2 separate regions of the Homo sapiens genome follow, and region 1 is linked to region 2. Evidence: chromatin loops called from intact Hi-C (ENCODE). Cell type or tissue: heart left ventricle. All regions are shown on one strand. Links, peaks and the distances in the headings refer to the core of each region. The heading gives the core; the rest is flanking DNA. Region 1 overlaps ERC1 (ELKS/RAB6-interacting/CAST family member 1). Region 2 overlaps ERC1 (ELKS/RAB6-interacting/CAST family member 1).

Region 1 (6,885 bases), core at 753-5,752, 87 kb after region 2:
GATATACTATGAAAGTATACAATTGATTTCAAAGAGCTAGTATTAAAAAATAATGTGGCCGGGCATGGTGGCTCACACCTGTAATCCCAGCACTTTGGGAGGCTGAAGCGGATGGATCACTTGAGCCCAGGAGTTCGAGACCAGCCTGGGCAACATAGCAAGAGCCTGTCTCAAAAAAATTAAAAAAAATTATGTAAATAGATCAATAATTTTTAAATGTTTTAATGTGTTGTAAATCATATTTTGGACATACTGTGTTAAATAAGTTATAAAATCCAATTGTTTCTTTTTACTCTTTAATGTGGCTACTAAAAATTTTTTAATTACATATGTGGCTCATATTTCTAATAAACAGCGCTTTCTGGCAGCTACTGTTGTCCCACCACAACCATCAATAGCTCGATGAATGACATCACCATCTCTCTAGCTCAGTGCCGTCCAAAAGAACCTTCTCTGATTACAGAAACGTCCTATACCTGATGACTGGGTGATGGTGGTTGACAGTAGTGAACGGTATCTAGCAGAATCCCTGGGTAACAATATCACACAACAGAATACTGTGGAACCAAAGTTCTTAGGAGACGAGAGAAAACCACCTGTTATTCTGACTCTCCTCTGGCGGGGAAAAGAAAGTAGAAACCAAAAACTGCAGACCACTGCTGTCCCACTGAACCTTCTGTAACAGAAATGTTCTATATCTGCACTGTCCAATACAGAGGCCACCAGTCCCATACTGCTGTTAAACACATGTAGCCAGATATTATTTTCTGCTTGAATCTCTGTGCATACTCTTGAATTTATAACTTCATAGTACTCTGGATGAAATTTACAGAATTTAAGAGTCTGTAATTCTATATTTGTGTGGCTAGTGCAACTGAATAACTGCATTTTAAATCTTATTTTATTTAAATTAGTTTAGACATACCTTAATGGCCATACATGGCTAGTGGCTACTGTACCCAATAGCACTGTTCCTAGCCTAGGGGTTCCATCTGAAAGTCTGGGAGTCACTTTAGTCTTCTTCCTCCCCATCAACTAACTGTCCTTTCCCCACAAAGTGTGTACACACACACACACACACACACACACACAGAGAGAGAGAGAGAGAGAGAGAGAATTACCCAGTGAGAGAGAGAGAAAGAGAGAGAGAGAGAGAGAGAGAGAGAGAGAGAATGAATTACCCAGTCCTGTTAAAGCTTTTAACTCTGTACGCGTCTCTATCCCCACTGTCACTACTTTAGTTTTTAGGCTTTAGTGGGAACAGGTCCACAGCCTCCTAGTTGGCTTCCTCACATAGCCTCCTCTTAACCATTTGTTGTAAAATACAAATATACTCCTGTTATTTCCTTTACTCAAAAGTCTCCAAAGTCTTGCCATTGCTCCAAGGTAAAAGTCAGATTTTAACAGGGTTTACAAAGCCCTTCATGATCCAAACCCAATTTCAAGCCTCTTTGGCCACTCCTTAAACCTTCTAGTTCTTGCACGTATCAATAACACTTATCACACTCTACTGTAATTGCCTGTTTACTGTCTCCCTCCCTGGTCACCAGCATCCTGAGGGCGGAGACAGTGCCTCAAACACTGTACTGCCAAGATGGAACACAATACAGAGTCATATATATACACACTATACTATATATACACTATATACTATACACCATATATATACTATATTATATATACTATATACACATATATATTGTATATTAGATTTTCCATATTTTTTGAATGAGGAACGAGAAAAAGAAAAAAGGAAATACATATGTACTCTTGAACAACTATAAAAATGAAAAATTTATAAAGCAGACATTTTTGCTATACTATTTACAAGAATTGTTTCCTAGGGCTTTCGGAGGCCAAGACAGAAGATCACTTGAGGCCAAAGAGTTCAAGACCAGCCTGGACTGCAAGACCCTGTCTCTAATAAAAAAAGAAAAGGCCAGATACAGTGATACATGCCTGCAATACCAACACTTTGGGAGGCCAAGGTGAGGGGATCACTTGAGCCCAGGGTTTTGAGACCAACTTGGGCAACACGGCAAAACCCCATCTCTTAAAAACAAAACAAAAAAAATTACAAAAATGAGCTGGGCATGGTGGCACGCCCCTGTAGTCCCAGCTATGCAGGAGGCAAGGTGGGTAGATCACTTAGGAGTGGAAGGTCAAGACTACAGTGAGCTGAAATTGCGCCTAGGTGACAGAGTAACACTCTGTCTCAAAAACAAAAAAAAATTTGCCAGGCATGCTGGCGCATGCCTACAGTCCCAGCTACTTGGAAGGTTGAAGCAGAAGGATTGATTAAGCCTAAGAATTCGAGGCTGCAATGAGCTCCAGCCTGAGCGAGAAAAATCTGTCTCAAAAAATAGTAATAATACTGGCCAGGTGCAGTGGTTCATGCCTGTAATCCCAGCACTTTGGGAGGCCGAGGCGGGTGGATCACCTGAGGTCAGGAGTTCAAGACCAGCCTGGCCAAGATGGTGAAACCCCGTCTCTACTAAAAATACAAAAATGAGCCAGGTGTGGTGGCAGGCGCCTGTATTCCCAGCTACTTGGGAGGCTGAGGCAGAGAATTGCTTGAACCCGGGAAGCAGAGGTTGCAGTGAGCCAAGATCATGCCACTGCACTCCAGCCTGGGCGATAGAGCGAGACTCTGTCTCAAAAAAAAAAAAAAGTAATAAGAATTTTAATATAAACTGTTAAGAATCTCAAAAAAAAAGTAATAATAATAAGAATTTTAATATAAACTGTTAAGAATCAAAACCTAATTCTGAACTTTGGAAGGAAATCCTGATTGATGATTTAAAATATACATGTATATACTTGCTGTACAGAAGAAATATAATATCATTATACTTTACCTGCATTTGTCAAGTTCAAACTTAACAAATAATTTATGCCCATTTTCAATTAATTTATTTTAAAAATAACAGGAAACCAGATAAGAACTGCTGCTCTACAAAAATTATCAGGCCCAAAGCATAAGAATAAACAATCACATTATTCAGAATGGATTCAGAAACTTGGCAATACTATAAAATTGACTACAGTAACCACCAGAAAAATCACATGAAATAGCCAATAATTATCTACCTTCAGTAACTTTTTCTGTTTAATAACTTTATATCTAAATGCAAGGGAGAATAACGTCAAGCAAAGGTTCAGCCTAAATTTCATATAAAAGTTTAGAAAAGGGGCCAGGTATGGTGTCTCATGCCTGTAATCCCAACACTCGGAGGCCAAGGTGGGTAGATGACTTAAGCTCAGGAATTTGAGACCAGCCTGGGCAACATGGCAAAACCCCATCTCTACAAAAAATTAGCTGGGTGTGGTGGTGCACTCCTGCAGTCCCAGCTACTCGAAGGCTGATGCAAGAGGATCGCTTGAGCCTGGGAGGTCGAGGCTGTAGTAAGCCATGATAGCACTGCCGCACTCCAGCCTGGGTGACAGAGTGAAACCCCAGGTGAAAATAAATAAAGATTTCTTTAAAAATGTTTAAAGTTTAGAAAAGGGATGGGAACTAATTTGAAGTACTCAAAATTACTTGCCTTTAATGAAAGTAAAGTGAATACTACCATGAAGGTAGAAAAGTCACCTACGTGGCATCTGAAGATGTAAAACATGGCTTCTTCTTACTTCAGAAGAAACCCCTATGAGTCTCTGGGACCATTAATAACTTCTTAATGATGAATCAGAAGTTAAATACGGTCTTTCTTCCTTGAAAAGTTCAGCAACCTGAATTCTATACCTGAATTCTATATGAACAATGAGAAAAAAAAAATTTATACACACACACACACACACACACACACACACACACACACACACAGAAAAAGGCAGGCAGCCAGAGAAAAGAAAGTCATCAACAGCAATTTTTTTTCAAGTAAGTAAAATCTTTCAAAGGAAAAAAATGCTTAGAAATGTGTTAACCAGCTGAGCATGGTGGCTCACACCTGTAATCCCAGCACTTTGGGGGGCCAAGGCGGTTGGATCACAAGGTCAGGAGTTTGAGACCAGCCTGGCCAACACGGTGAAACCCCATCTCTGCTAAAAATACAAAAATCAGCTGGGTGTGGTGGTGGGCACCTGTAATCCCAGCTACTTGGGAGGCTGAGGCAGGAGAATTGTCTGAACCCAGGAGGCGGAGGTTGCAGTGAGCCGAGATCACGTCACTGCACTCCAGCCTGGGCGAGAGGGCAAGACTCCGTCTCAAAAAAAAAAAAAAAAAAAAAAAGAGAAAGAAAAAAAGAAAGAAATTTATTAACCAGCAGAAATGAATTTTTAAATCCATGTAACTGGCCATAATAATGGGTTGAAAGGGGGGGAAGCATCCAATAGATACGAAACACACTGGACACATTTTAACATTTACTAATGAATAAAAATCTAGGTATAGGAGGAAACTTTCTTAATCTAATAAAGGACATGTGCAAAAGCAACTATAACAAACATCTGTAGGGAAACAGTTCCACCATGGTGTTCTGGTGACCTGCAGCTTATCTGAGTCTTGGAGGAATGCCCTGTGATCCTCCCATAACAGGAGATGGTGGAAGGCCTATATGGAGCTCTCCCAGGTCACCTCTTCCCTATCTTCCTTAGAAGCTGCCATGAGACAGTTTCTCATGGCATCCTGGGTTCTGACAAGGCATTGAACCTTCAGCCCTGCCTAACTTAGAACAGCGCTGTAGAATACAAAACCACTTAGCAGCAGCCTAGAATAGGCTCCTCATCAACAGAGTATCCCCCAGCTCACACTGCAGGCATCAGCCCCTTTTGTTGTGGTGTTATCCTTTTTGGTATGTGGGACAAAGATCACAGGGAGCAGGAACCTTTGGCTTATTCTTCTTTCTGCCGACTATGTAACAGATAAACTGTCTGAGTCTAAAGAGGCTCTCTGTGTCTTTGCCAGTCAAATCAGACAGGCAAGGTCTTAGCCTTGCCTTGTCTTGTGTAAGTGTGCTTGACAACATCATGCCTAACAATGAAAAGTTGAAAGATTTCCCTTTGAGATGGGAAAAGACAATGACGTCTCCTATCTCTATTCAACAACATGCCAGAAATCCCAGCCAGTGAAGAAAAGAAAAAGGTGTAAGAATTGCGAAGAAAAACAGAAAACAGTAATTATTCACAAATGATATGGTTATGTAAGTTGGAAAGCCAAAAGAATCTACAGATAAAATTATTATAAGGCTTGATTAGCAAAATACAGAGTCAGCACTCAAAATTCAGTTTTATTTCAATATACCAACAAGTAATGGAAAATAACATTGATCTTAGAATTCTATTTATAATACCATCAGATACTAGGACTAAATTTAACAAAAGATGTGTAATACTGCACAGAAAACTATAAAACATTACTGAGATATATGAAATACAACATAAATAACAGGGATATCATATTGAATTAGTCAAAGATTCCTCATTACAAAAAAGTAATTCTACCCAAATTAATCTACAAATCCAATTAAAGTCCAATTAGGGTCCTAACACATTTCTTTTCTCTTTTTTTTTTTGAGTCTTTTTTTTTTTTTTTTTTGCATTTTTCATAGAGATAGGGTTTCACTATGTTGCCCAGGCTGGTCTCGAACTCCTGGACTCAAGCAATCCACCCTCCTCAGCATCCCAAAGTGTTGGGATTACAGGCATGAGCCACGGTGCCTGGCCTCCTTAAGAAGTCTTAAATGGCAAGCCACAGAGTAAGGTGGAAATATTTGCAACACAAATAACCAAAGAAGGGGTCATATCCAAAATATATAAGGAACTCCTATAATAAGAAAAAAAAGATAAAATTGGGCAAGACATGTGAATAAGCATTTCACAAAAGGTTTCCTAAGTAACCAACATAAAATTATTCAACCTCATTAGTAATAAGTGAAATGCAGATTAAAACCAAGAGATACTACTACAAATCCACCAGAACGGCTAAAGTTAATAATAGTGACAATACTAAGTATTGGCAAAGATATGGAACAAAATGAACTCTCAAACACTCTTTGGGGCATGTAATTTGTAGAACCACAAAGAAGGAATACTGTTTGGCAATTATCTAAAATTCTACATATGCATATCCTATGACCCAGGACTTTCACTCCTGGCCAAATACACAAAAGAATTACATACACATATGCACTAAAAGACTTGCACAAGGCAAGGTGCAGTGGCTCACACCTGTAGTCCCAGCACTTTGGGAGACCAAGGCAGGCAGATTACTTGAGCTCAGGAGTTCAAGACCAGCCTGAGCAGCATAGTAAAACTCCATCTCTACAAAAAAGTACCAAAAAAAAAAAAAAAATTAGCCAAGCATGGTGGTATGCACCTGTAGTCCCAGTTACTTGGGAGGCCGAGGTGGGAGGATCACTTGAGCCCAGAAGGTCAAGGCTGCAGTGAGCCATGATCACAACACTTCACTCCAGTCTGGGCGACAGAGTGAAACTGTCTCAAAAAAAAAAAAAAAAAAAAAAAAAAAAAAAAAGCCGGGCATGGTGGCTCACACCTGTGATCCCAGCACTTTGAGAGGCTGAGGCAGGTGGATCATTTGAAGCCAGGAGTTCCAGACCAGCCTGGTCAACATGGCAAACACCCATCTCTACTTAAAATACAAAAAAACAGCTGGGTGTGATGGTGGGCACCTGTAATCCCAGCTACTCGGGAGGCTGGGGCAGGAGAATCACTTGAACCCAGGAGACGGTGGTTGCAGTAAGCAGAGATTGCGCCACTGCACTCCAGCCTGGGCAACAGAGCGAGACTCCGTCTCAGGAAAAAAAAAAAAAAAAAAAAAAGACTTTACAAGAATAGTCATAGTGGCATAATCCATAATAGCCCAAAACTAGAAACAACCTAAATATCCATCAATAATACAATAAACTGTAGTATATTTATACAATG
Region 2 (6,885 bases), core at 632-5,631:
GACCCTATCTCAAAAAAAAAAAAAAAAAATCCTTCCCTGCGTACAATAAAGAATTGGGGTGTATTTTAAACCATCCATAGGCATAAAGCTTTTCTACAAAGACGTTTTAAAACCCATTGCTCAAAACAAACTCCCATTCAGAAGCCTGCACCTTACAGTTCACTATGAACACATCTTCCAGTCAGTGAGCTCATAAGCTCCCCTTTCCCACCAAGCACATCAAGCCTATGCCTCCCGCATTGTCAATAGAGAGAGAAGACTGGAAATAGAAGTACTATTCAAAGAAGTGTAAGAAGTAGAATATGCTATTTGGTCACTTTATTTCACTCCTTTTTGGCTGAAAATTTTCATTTGAAAAAATTAGAGGTAGAAGTATCTGAATCTTGTTATATAGTCTATTTGTCTTTTTTTGTCTTAGTCCATTTAATGTTGCTATAATATACTTTCAAATGTGGTAGACCATAAAAAATATGTTCATTTTCTCTCCTTAAATAACTAAAGAATAATGACTAATTTATATTTAGAAAATAAACAAGTTAGAAACAATTTTTTTTTTTTTTTTGGTGCAGTGGCACAATCTCGGCTCACTGCAACCTCCACCTCCCGAGTTCAAGCGATTCTCCTGCCTCAGCCTCCCAAATAGCTAGGACCGCAGGCATGCACCACCATGCCTGGCTAATATTTGTATTTTTAGTAGAGACGGCATTTCAGCATGTTGGCCAGGCTGATCTTGAACTCCTGACCTCAAGTGATCTGCCCACCTAAGCCTCCCAAAGTGCTGGGATTACAGGTATGAGCCACCACGCCTGAGAAACAAAATTTAATAATTCTCCTTTTCCCTAGTTGTTTCTTTGTAAAAGTAAGTCAACTTTTACTTGCACACCTGAGAGAAAGAAGTATGTGTGACTAAAAAGTAAAACTTAGGTCTGAAAATTTTTTTTCAAGTTTCAAGTCTTAGCCCTCAGCACCCTTGGTTCAAGGATAGAAGCTCCACATTGTTCGGGAAGTCCCTTCACAGATTCAATTTCTGAATTTATCATACTGACAACACAGCGGAGACAGAAATAAAAAAGAAGGGAGGGTAAATGGAAAGAACTGTTACCACTTTTTCGTATCTTAACTTGCCCAGTGTCACACACCATTGTACCTGAACCCATTACCATCTCTGGTAATAGTAGTGTGCTCAGAAAATGTCACCTTGTCAAAATGGAAATGAAGGACAAATGATGTAATTTAAAAAGGAGAGGAAGGGCCAGGCACGGTGGCTCACGTCCGTAATCCTAGCATTTGGGAAGCCAAGACCAGCGAATCACTTGAGGTCAGGAGTTCGAGACCAGCCTGACCAATACAGTGAAACCCCATTTCTACTAAAAATACAAAATTAGCCCAGGTGTGGTGGCACACGTCTGTAATCCCAGCTATTTGGGAGGCTGAGGCAGGAGAATCACTTGAACCCAGGTGGCGGAGGTTGAGGTGAGCTGAGATCGCACCACTGCACTCCAGCCTGGGCGATAGAGCGAGACTCTGTTGCCAAAAAAAAAAAAGAGAGAGAAGGAATAACTTAAATAAATAAGGTATGCAACTGTTCTCATCTTCCAAAATTGCTACAAAAGACAAACTAAGAATTTCTTTTTCTTTTTTGGCCGGGTGTGGTGGCTCATGCCTGTTGTCCCAGCACTTTGGGAGGCCGAGCCGGGAGGATCACTTGAGGTCAAGAGTTTGAGACCAGCCTGGCCAACAAGGTGAAACCTCATCTCTATTAAAAATACAAAAATTAGCCAGGCATGGTGGCAGGCACCTGTAGTCCCAGCTACTCAGGAGGCCGAGGCAGAAGAATTGCTTGAACCCGGGACGCGGAGGTTGCGGTGAGCTGAGATTGCACCACTGCACCCCAGCCTGGGCGACAGAGCCACACTATGTCTCAAAAAAAAAAAAAATTTCTTTTTAAATTCCTATTCATTTTCTATGTTTTTCTATATATATATATATATATATATATATAGAAAAATATATATATTTATATAGAAAAATATACATTTATATATAGAAAAATATATATTTATATATAAATAAATACACATAAACATATATATATGTTTCTTTTTTTCTTTAATCTCCTCTGCTTATACCTTCTATCTGCCAGTAATACTGACAAACTGACAAGCAGTCCTCAGATATGCTAGTTAGATTCAGAATTCCCTAGCCTAGAACATATTCAAATATTAGCACTTTTAACCTCAAAGATTTTTGCAAACCTAACACGATAGCAGTTGTACTAATACGGTTTGTTGATTAAAATACAGACAAAAAACTAGTAGGCTGCAATAATGTTTTAAAACAAAGTTGTATTTTATTAATCACAATAGCATACCAGCATTTAAGTAAGTAGGAGCACATACTGAAATATATTATTTAGTTGGCCTATAGACAATGTTTGGTATGCATATGGATTGAAGACCCAAAAATTCCACAGCCAACTTAGGTATCCTCTGCTAGCGGACTGAAAACCAAAGTTGGGGCCTCAAATGTTGGTGTATAACAGAATCACCTGTCAAGCCCTCAGCACTAACCAAGTCTTGCCTGTAATTCAGCATTTGTCCAAGAGATGTCCCCACTCTTCTAACAGTCAAATGAAAGGAGCTACAGCGAAATAATACAAAAGCTAAGAATAAGCGGTCAAACAACAATGTGATTTGAGTACAAACAGAAAATACAATGCTTCATTGAAATCTTACTTTTTACCTCTCGGCTTTTGGGGGGGAGAATTATTTACCTGCCAGCTACAAAATCATGTTAATAAAGAAAACGTAAAACTAATTACAAATGTTACTACTAATAGCTACAAATGCCATTTTAATGCTATCTTATTTCATCAAATCTAAGATGCCACTGATTATAAGACACACCACTGTTGTACATGCTGAAAAGAAATAGTGGAAATGCCTCCAAATAAATCATGACACAAAACTTTATCATAAATTTAGGGTTTTGTTTGTTTGTTTTTGAGGCAGAGTGTCACTCTGCACGCTGGAGTGCAGTGGTGCAATCCTGGCTCACTGCAACCTCCGCCTCCTGGGTTGAAGCAATTACCATGTGCCAGCCTCACAAAGAGCTGGGATTACAGGCGTGCACCACCACACTCAGCTAATTTTTGTATTTTTAGTAGAGACAGGGTTTTGCCATATTGCCCAGGCTGGTCTCGAACTCCTGGCCTCAGGCGATCCGCCCGCCTTGGCCTCCCAAAGTGCTGGGATTACAGACGTGAGCCATTGCACCCGCCCTAGAATTTTTACTTAATACTGATTGCAAGAGTTAGTTTTTTTAAACTTATTTAAACAGAGTTTAATCACATACCATCATAAACTGTTTTCATAACTTTCTCCATACCGGGTAATTTTGTTTCAATGCTGATTCACAGAATATTTATGCAGAAACACTGAACAACAAAGTTAACATGGGAAATGCCAACAATGCTCATACCTCAGCTGAAATGATGACAAAATGAATGGACATGATTATATTTGTGAATACACGGGCAAACAAATATACCAGGACTGCTGCTTTGCTGATATAGACTGTTAACATGACACCAAGTGTTAACACTTAACTCAATTTCATTGTTAAAACAGGGAAAGTTGTGACTTTTAGAATTGATTAAATGTGGGCCGGGCGCGGTGGCTCACGCCTATAATCCCAGCATATTAGGAGGCCGAGGCGGGCGGATCACGAGGTCAGGAGTTCAAGACCAGCCTGACCAACATGGTGAAACCTCGTCTCTACTAAAAACAGAAAAATTAGCTGGGCCTGGTGATGGGTGCCTGTAATCCCAGCTACTCGGGAGGCTGAAGCAGGAGAATCGCTTGAACCCAGGGGGCGCAGGTTGCAGTGAGCCGAGATCGCACCATTGCACTCCAGCCTGGGCAACAGAGCGAGACTCCGTCTCAAAAAAAAAAAAAAAGAATTGATTAAATGCCACTTTTTTTTAAAAGATGGACAATAATTCAATAACTAATGAAATTTCTGGATACCCTAGCATTGCCAGCCCATAATTCTTTGTGCTGCTTCCTGATACGCTAGTGATATTCTGTACATCTCCAGCAATCATTTCAAGTCCCCATTCCCCTAATCTAGATTACAGCAGTTAAATTCCTTACTATACTCCCTTGTTCACTCTTCTCTCCTTCCTCCATTTATTCTCAGCACAACCAGAGTAAATTTTAAAAGCAAATCAGATTGTGTCACTCCCTTGATTCAACGGTGGAATGGTTTTCTCTCCCATTTTGAATAAAATGGTTGCATTATCTGCAAGGATCATAAAGGCAGGTACTTTTTCTCAAAGACAGCATGGATTTGTTTGCTGCTATATCCTTAGTGCTGTGCGCATGGTTGGTGTCCAGTAAATACGTGATAAGTGAATCTGACTCTGGCCACCTCTCCAATTTCGCATCTCATTAAGTCTTCCCCTTATACAGTATATTCTTGCCCTCCAGCCTCCCTCCTGTTTCCTCAAAACTCCTTCCTATGAGGTCTTTAAAACTGTTAATGCTTCTTCATGAAATTATTTTACTTGGCAAAGCTGGCTTCTTCTCTTCAGATCTCCACTGAAAGGGTACCTACTAAAGGACACTTACCCTGTTATAAAATCCCCTTCCCAACTTAATTAGCACTCCACCCAGAAAGTCTTTCTGAACAGTGCTGATGCACAGCATTCCATCCTTGTAAGATAAAAAAAGAAACAAATAATGAAGGAATCTATAAATAATAAAAATGGGGCTGGGTGCAGTAGCTTACGCCTGTAATCCCAGCACTCTGGGAGGCCGAGTCAGGCAGATCACCTGAGGTCAGGAGTTTGAGACCAGCCTGGCCAACATGGCGAAACCCCATCTCTACTAAAAATACAAAAATTAGCTTGTGCACGCCTGTTGTCCCAGCTACTCAGGAAGCTGAGGCAGGAGAATAGCTTGAACCCGGGAGGTGGAGGTTACAATGAGCCAAGATTGCGCCACTGCACTCCAGCCTGGGACAGAGCAAAGCTCTGTCACAAATGATAATAATAATAATAATAATAATAATAATAATAATAATAATAATAACAACAACAACAACAACAACAATAATAATAATAATGGGCCAGGCATAGGCATATTGCCTGTAATCTCAGCACTTTCAACAACAACAATAATAATAATAATGGGCCAGGCACAGGCATATTGCCTGTAATCTCAGCACTTTCAACAACAACAATAATAATAATAATGGGCCAGGCATAGGCATATTGCCTGTAATCTCAGCACTTTCAACAACAACAATAATAATAATAATGGGCCAGGCATAGGCATATTGCCTGTAATCTCAGCACTTTCAACAACAACAATAATAATAATAATGGGCCAGGCATAGGCATATTGCCTGTAATCTCAGCACTTTCAACAACAACAATAATAATAATAATGGGCCAGGCATAGGCATATTGCCTGTAATCTCAGCACTTTCAACAACAACAATAATAATAATAACGGGCCAGGCATAGGCATATTGCCTGTAATCTCAGCACTTTCAACAACAACAACAATAATAATAATGGGCCAGGCATAGGCATATTGCCTGTAATCTCAGCACTTTCAACAACAACAATAATAATAATAACGGGCCAGGCATAGGCATATTGCCTGTAATCTCAGCACTTTCAACAACAACAATAATAATAATAACGGGCCAGGCATAGGCATATTGCCTGTAATCTCAGCACTTTCAACAACAACAATAATAATAATAATGGGCCAGGCATAGGCATATTGCCTGTAATCTCAGCACTTTCAACAACAACAATAATAATAATAATGGGCCAGGCATAGGCATATTGCCTGTAATCTCAGCACTTTCAACAACAACAATAATAATAATAATGGGCCAGGCATAGGCATATTGCCTGTAATCTCAGCACTTTCAACAACAACAATAATAATAATAATGGGCCAGGCATAGGCATATTGCCTGTAATCTCAGCACTTTCAACAACAACAATAATAATAATAATGGGCCAGGCATAGGCATATTGCCTGTAATCTCAGCACTTTCAACAACAACAATAATAATAATAATGGGCCAGGCATAGGCATATTGCCTGTAATCTCAGCACTTTCAACAACAACAATAATAATAATAACGGGCCAGGCATAGGCATATTGCCTGTAATCTCAGCACTTTCAACAACAACAACAATAATAATAATGGGCCAGGCATAGGCATATTGCCTGTAATCTCAGCACTTTCAACAACAACAATAATAATAATAATGGGCCAGGCATAGGCATATTGCCTGTAATCTCAGCACTTTCAACAACAACAATAATAATAATAACGGGCCAGGCATAGGCATATTGCCTGTAATCTCAGCACTTTCAACAACAACAATAATAATAATAACGGGCCAGGCATAGGCATATTGCCTGTAATCTCAGCACTTTCAACAACAACAATAATAATAATAACGGGCCAGGCATAGGCATATTGCCTGTAATCTCAGCACTTTCAACAACAACAATAATAATAATAATGGGCCAGGCATAGGCATATTGCCTGTAATCTCAGCACTTTCAACAACAACAATAATAATAATAATGGGCCAGGCATAGGCATATTGCCTGTAATCTCAGCACTTTCAACAACAACAATAATAATAATAATGGGCCAGGCATAGGCATATTGCCTGTAATCTCAGCACTTTCAACAACAACAATAATAATAATAATGGGCCAGGCATAGGCATATTGCCTGTAATCTCAGCACTTTCAACAACAACAATAATAATAATAATGGGCCAGGCATAGGCATATTGCCTGTAATCTCAGCACTTTCAACAACAACAATAATAATAATAATAAT

Evidence for each region. Hi-C counts contacts between places; a loop is a spot of excess contacts. Peaks named below come from ENCODE experiments on the same cell type or tissue, not always from the same donor. Only the 100,000 strongest peaks of a DNase experiment are listed, where the experiment ranks them.
Region 1: a loop joins it to region 2, with 2.1 times the contacts of the local background. A loop is called at or near these places in 38 of 110 quality-filtered maps.

The regions. Positions count from the first base shown.
Region 1 is chr12:1,001,748-1,008,632 of GRCh38, reverse strand. The region is part of intron 1 of ERC1 (ELKS/RAB6-interacting/CAST family member 1); the gene reads right to left. Among named protein-coding and RNA genes, the nearest start is that of ERC1, 14 kb to the right of the region's middle. RefSeq lists enhancers at 1,582-2,082, 2,083-2,583. In heart left ventricle, for the core only: no CTCF peak of the experiment used is centred there; no DNase peak of the experiment used is centred there; H3K27ac peaks cover 1,419 bases.
Region 2 is chr12:1,089,075-1,095,959 of GRCh38, reverse strand. All of the region lies in intron 3 of ERC1 (ELKS/RAB6-interacting/CAST family member 1), which reads right to left. Among named protein-coding and RNA genes, the nearest start is that of ERC1, 100 kb to the right of the region's middle. RefSeq lists an enhancer at 865-1,014. In heart left ventricle, for the core only: a CTCF peak has its summit at 2,592; no DNase peak of the experiment used is centred there.